Linked DNA regions of Homo sapiens: region 2 is linked to region 1. A link is an interaction called in ENCODE POLR2A ChIA-PET data of the cell type or tissue named here. Cell type or tissue: A673. All regions are shown on one strand. Each heading gives the region's core, and the rest is flanking DNA. Links, peaks and the distances in the headings are about the cores only.

Region 1 (2,931 bases), core at 161-2,660:
ACATTCACATTGTTGTGCAACGAATTTTCTGATCTCTTTTCATCTTGCAAAGCTGAAACTCTATATCCATTAAACAATAAATCTCCCTTCCTTACTCTCCCCAGCCCCTGGAAACCACCCTTCTAATTTCAGTCCTATGAATTTGACTGTTCTAGATACTTCATACAAGTGGGATCATATAGTAGTTTTTTTGGTGTGTGACTGGCTTATTTCACTTAACATAATGTCCTTAAGTTTCATGCATGTGTCAGAATTTCCTTCTTTTTCAAGGCTGAATAATATTCCGTTGTCCATATCTACATTTTGTTTATCCTTTCATCACTTGATGAACACTTAGGTTGCATCTACCTTTTGTCTATTGCAAATAATGTTGCTACTAACATGGGTGTATTCAGTTTGCTTATCTTTAAAGTAGAGATAATAGGAGCATCTACCTCATGGGGATTTTGTGAGAATTAAATTAGTTAATAAGTATTTAATGTAATAACTTGCATGAAATAATCACCTAATAATGCATTTTAGTTATTTTTATTGTATCTGGATGAGAAAGATAGAAATAAAGATTAAGAGCAGGGGAAGGAGGGAGGCCATACGTGGTCCTGGTGCTCTGAACTCTAAGACTAATGAACACTTATGCAGGCAATAGGATTGGATTGAAGTAGTCTAGTTAGGGCATCCTCTCTTCCCAATTTGCCTTTTTCTGTTCTGATCTGTTTTCAAGCTTACTATATAGCAATTTCATTATTCATACTTCTTCTGATGTAAACCAAAGTTTGATTTTTCAACTAAGAAGAGGATCACATTGCAAAATATTTTGCGTGTTGGGGAAATGTTATCTTACATGAAATGTTAGGCTTTTTCATTTTATGATTCAAGCATATTAGTGGTTATAAGACCTGAAATAGACACATTTCAATGAAAAAGCAACTTAAATGATAGTTGTTTTCTAGCAGATGGAGGAATTTAGTTCATATCTAAATAAGAGCTTTATTTAATCAGATTACCAACTCTGCAAATTGGATTAATGAGTAATTTTAAGCACTGCAGGCATTAAACTTCATAGAAAGGTTTTCTATTTCTAGCATTTCCATCTTACTGAGTTATTTTTAATTTTTTTTAACCATTGATGTAGGGCAATGGCATATTTTTACTTTTTCCCAGTAGCATTGATGGACAAAATGTTATTTCTCTAATAGGCTCCTTGAAAGAAACTGTCTAGTGATCACACCTACCCAGGATTTTGTAGCTAATAGGAAGAAGAACTCAAACTATGTGCTGAGAGTTTGTGAAAACATATGATCCTGCTGAGGAGATTCAGTGTTTTTCCATTCTCAGACCTACTTGATTTTAGACCTGTAGTCAAGGTCACTGTTGGGCCCCTTGGCTAAGCTCAACTCTGGGCTCAAGGCCAGTGACTTCCGGGATTCTGCCATCAATCTGTCTTTTGTGGTACAGAAAAGAAATCTGAATTCAATACCTGTATAATCCCTTCCTCTAGCTTCATGTGTCCCTATACGACTTTTTAGCTTTTCCTGTTATTCAGATATCAGAGTAAAAGCTTTGGGTACTTCTGTGTAGATATCCCTTCACTAGAGGTAAAAAGGTACAAAAATCACCCACAGCCACTCCTGTTCTCCAGCCTCAGAAAAGGAAAGTATTCTGGGGAAGAGGCAGAAGATAGGATGAAAAAAAGGCACAGTAGAGTGTAGAAAACACTTGTGAAGATGGTAACAGTATGTCTTTCATGAGATACAGTTTGTAATTTTACTTTAATTTCCAATTTGAAGGAAAACTAGCAACATATAGCATATCATATAGAATCAAACCATGCTTTATATTTTAGAGTGTGCATAGATGACTTTATCCAGCTCCTGGTTCTATTACATTTTTTGTGTAGATATATCAGAATGTTAGAGGGGATGCACATGGTGAAGGGGATTGGTGGATGGAATGGGAAATTTCCTACATTCTACATGCTACATCTTTTGGGGGTTGTATTTTCAGACTCTGTCTTCCTTCCTCCTACCTCTAACTCAAAATATTCTATGGAGAGATTTTATCAGTTTTATTTTCCTTCAAAAGACTTAAGTGCTTTTCTGAGATAATCACAGTCCTTAGATGATCTCAAAACTACTCAAACATCTATATGATCCTTGACAATTCCAAGACAAAATTATGCAGTTCTTTATTCATGGATGCAGGCAAAATTTGGCAAAATGTAATCTATTCCTTTATAGTGAGGGCCTTATCAAGCCTGCTTGGCACAGGCATTCTAAGGGCAATCACAGGCTCTTAGGGGAAACTTAATGTTATATTACATGGGTGACCAAGAGGTAGGATCTCCATTTTATCAAAAGGGAAGTCACAAAAGCAATGAGTTATTAAACTGGTGATTTCACCGAATGTAATTCAATTATGGTTGTATCAATCAAGAAGTCAGTTTACATACTTCTTATTGCAATATATTGCTACGGGTATAAAAAACAGCATTTTATATTTTCAAAATCAATGACTAAAATTATCAAAGTATTTTTAAATAACTGAAATCATTAGTCAAGATCATCAGACGTCTTGAATAATTTCCCATTCTGGGAGTCAATCTTCTTATTTCAGCTGACTTTTGGCCTCTATTACTTAGAGAACTCTAACAGTTAGAGAACATTCAGTTTAAACTTTAATGAAGACTTACTGAAAATGAGCAAAAGAAGCTATAGTGCAATGCACAGATTTTCCAAATTATACTTTGTATTTACTGTCTGTTTACTAAATACTGCCTAAATACTTTGTACTTACTGTCTAAAAGGCATTGGAGAAGTGGCTGGCAAGATGGCCAAATAGGAACAGCTCCAGTCTGCAGCTCCCAGTGAGATTGACGCAGAAGGCAGGTGAATTCTGCATTTCCAGCTAAAGTACCCAGCTCATCTCATTGGG
Region 2 (2,931 bases), core at 159-2,658, 380 kb before region 1:
CCTTTTTTTCTTTTTCCTTTCTTTTTTTTAGAGAGAACGTTTATTTTTAAGGACTGAAATGATTGCACATGATACACTGAAAAAAAAGAGTACAACACCTCCCAATTAATCATCACACCAGAAGGTCTGGTTGGATTCTGTAATAAGGAGGATTATTATTAATGCCCCTTTGAAGTGGAAATAAGTGAGGAACCCTCCTGTGGTGTGAGAGTTGTCCTGACACCCTGAGGAATAAAGACGCCTCAGGAGACTCTACAAAATTAAATCCCAGCTTCTAGAGTCTCTCACAAAGTGGTTACACAAAAGGGCTCCCAAACCAGTTTGAAGCCAAGAAGCAAAAACGAGGAAGTCTCCCCCTGAGGGGTCAGCTGTGGTGTTACTGAGGATTCCATCCTCCCCATTCTGGCCGCTGCTCTGCCTTTGGTCCAACTGGTAAAATGGATTATGCATACATATGAATTAGTAACTATTCAACACTTACCCCTCTCAGATGAGGAGATCTGGTTATGCTATGAAAGCCAAGGGACACGGAGTCCAGTCCTATTTCCTGCCCTATTTATCACCTCTGGTTAGGAAAGTCATGAGCGATTCTATCAGACTTAACTCGTTATGAAAGAACAAGTTGAGTATATTTTGCATTATTTAAGTAAACTTGACATTAATATGATCCAATTTCATCCATGATCCTGCTAACCATTTATCCAATACTCTTTTCTGGGTATTGTTATGCACAGGTGGACTGGGTCCTAGGTCTCCACTAGGATGATGTGTGTCTGGGCCTAAGGAACCATATTAGGAACCCAGGGAGACCAGTATTAGGAAGACAAAACTGAGCTTCTGCTTCCTAACCTTTCCTAAGCGGAATTAAGGAGGCCCTATACAAATTTTTGCCAGTGATGAACATGATATCAGCTCTGATCAGAAGAAGAATCTGATCATACTCAGCTCGTTTTAAGTATGTATGTTTTTCATTAGGCACTGTTATTGTCTAAATGTTTGTGTTCCCCCAAAACATGTATGTTGAACCCCTAACCCTCAATGTGATGGTGTTTGGAGCTGGGGCCTGTGGGTGGCAATTAGGGTTAGATGGAATCTTGAGGGTAGGTGCCCTTATGAGCAGTGACACCAGAGAGCTTGCTTCCTTGCTCTCTCTCCATGCACACACACCGAGGCAAGGCTATGGGTGCACGCAGCGAGATAGGGCTGGTTGTAATCCGGTGAGAGCGCTCTCATCAGGGCCCAACCATCCTGGCACACTGACCTCAAACTTCTAGCCACCAGAACTGTGAGAAACTAAGTTTATGTTGTTTAAACTACTCACCTGGTGGTATTTCTTTTTTAATGGCAACCTGAGCAGAATAAGACAGACACTATAAAGATCTTTAATATGAGAAACCAAGCAACCCACTAATGGACTTAAATTACCAAAAAAAGTATCTTCCAAACCATATTTTGCTAAACACTGGATACAAGAAATGTTAATAAGTGTTTCTCAACAATAAAGAATATCCTATAGGGAAAAATCTCTAATTGAAGACATATAATATGTAAATTCATGTTAACAACTGCAGGAATTCCAGTAGTAATTTTACATTATTTAATGCATTCTTCCTCAAATTATTTGAACATGAAACTCCCAGCTCCCCACATCTCTTCACCCAACATCTGTAAGTATCATGAAAACTAACATTCTATAGAACACAGTTTGAAAAATTCTGATAGATATAAGTAGCAAACTTAGTGGGCATTTTAAACAGTCCATCGCTAATTCAGTAAACATGATAAAAGTAAGTAAAACACATCTGCCCCTAAGATTCTCACAGTCACTTTAGTAAAATAAGTACATTATATTACATGTCATTATAATATTGTGTTATCACATAAACTGAGCATACCACAATCCATATTCTACGGACTGTCTTCTCCTTTTTCCACTGATTACATGTGAGTGGTTCTTAGATAACACACCCTAAAGACAAAGAAAGAAAGGAAGAGAAACAGAATTAACAAGAGAGGGAAAAGAGTGTCAGTTTCCTTTGCTATGACTATTAAATGACTCAGTGAATTTTCTTAGGGTAAAGTTACTGCCATTCAAAATTATAGTAAATTGGTAATATTTTACAGTCATATATTTTTTGTTTCAGCTGAGTATATTTTGTTTCAGCTTAAGTATGGGCACATATCTCCCACACTTTTTTAGATCAGATATGACACATAAAAAAGATGGCTTTGGTTTTTTAAAAACTCTTACAATTAGCAACTAATGGCAGTGTGAACATATAATTGGTTTTATAGGTAAATCAATTTGTCGACTTACAAACTTTTAAGACTTCATTTGTTATTCATAACTACATTTTGCTGAGGAAAAAAATACTTGTTTATGTCAAAAAGGGGAGAATTTCCATTAAGTTCATACTCTCCATGATGAGAAAGCACACCCCGAAATAAGACATTAAATGTTAGAATGTATTACTTTTCCTGGTTAGAAAAGAACTTGGCTTTGGGAGTGGACCCTATGCGTATCATGGTGTGGCAATGCCATTTTGTTTCCAAAGATAACATTTGTAGATGTACAGATGTCCTGAACTTTATTAAACCACAGCTGTGGTTATCACATATTTATTCAAAAGATATTACAGCTATCAAAGCAGTATGTCAGCAAAGTCCTTAGTAGTTTGCTTAAATTGCCCTTTCATTTTACTGTATCTGTAAGTATTCAACCAATGTCTTTAAAAGCCTGAGTAAAAAAAAAAAAAAAAAAAGAAAACACAAATAAGCAAACACGAAGCATTATTTACATGGAAGCATTCAGAAATCATGAATAGCATTATCACAAATGAGTTATGACATTTTATAGGTTCACAAAAACGAGAGAGAGAAAAAATACTTTCCTTGAATAGCACAAAAGCATGCAGCTTTCTTTAGCACATT

The links. Peaks named below come from ENCODE experiments on the same cell type or tissue, not always from the same donor. Only the 100,000 strongest peaks of a DNase experiment are listed, where the experiment ranks them.
Region 2: POLR2A ChIA-PET joins it to region 1 with 17 read pairs; 1 of 35 experiments calls an interaction of 5 or more read pairs at or near these places.

The regions. Positions count from the first base shown.
Region 1 is chr7:19,223,786-19,226,716 of GRCh38, forward strand. No RefSeq gene overlaps it. Among named protein-coding and RNA genes, the nearest start is that of FERD3L, 80 kb to the left of the region's middle. In A673, for the core only: no CTCF peak of the experiment used is centred there; no DNase peak of the experiment used is centred there; H3K27ac peaks cover 611 bases.
Region 2 is chr7:18,847,339-18,850,269 of GRCh38, forward strand. All of the region lies in intron 21 of HDAC9 (histone deacetylase 9), which reads left to right. Among named protein-coding and RNA genes, the nearest start is that of HDAC9-AS1, 53 kb to the right of the region's middle. RefSeq lists an enhancer at 1-269. In A673, for the core only: no CTCF peak of the experiment used is centred there; no DNase peak of the experiment used is centred there; H3K27ac peaks cover 134 bases.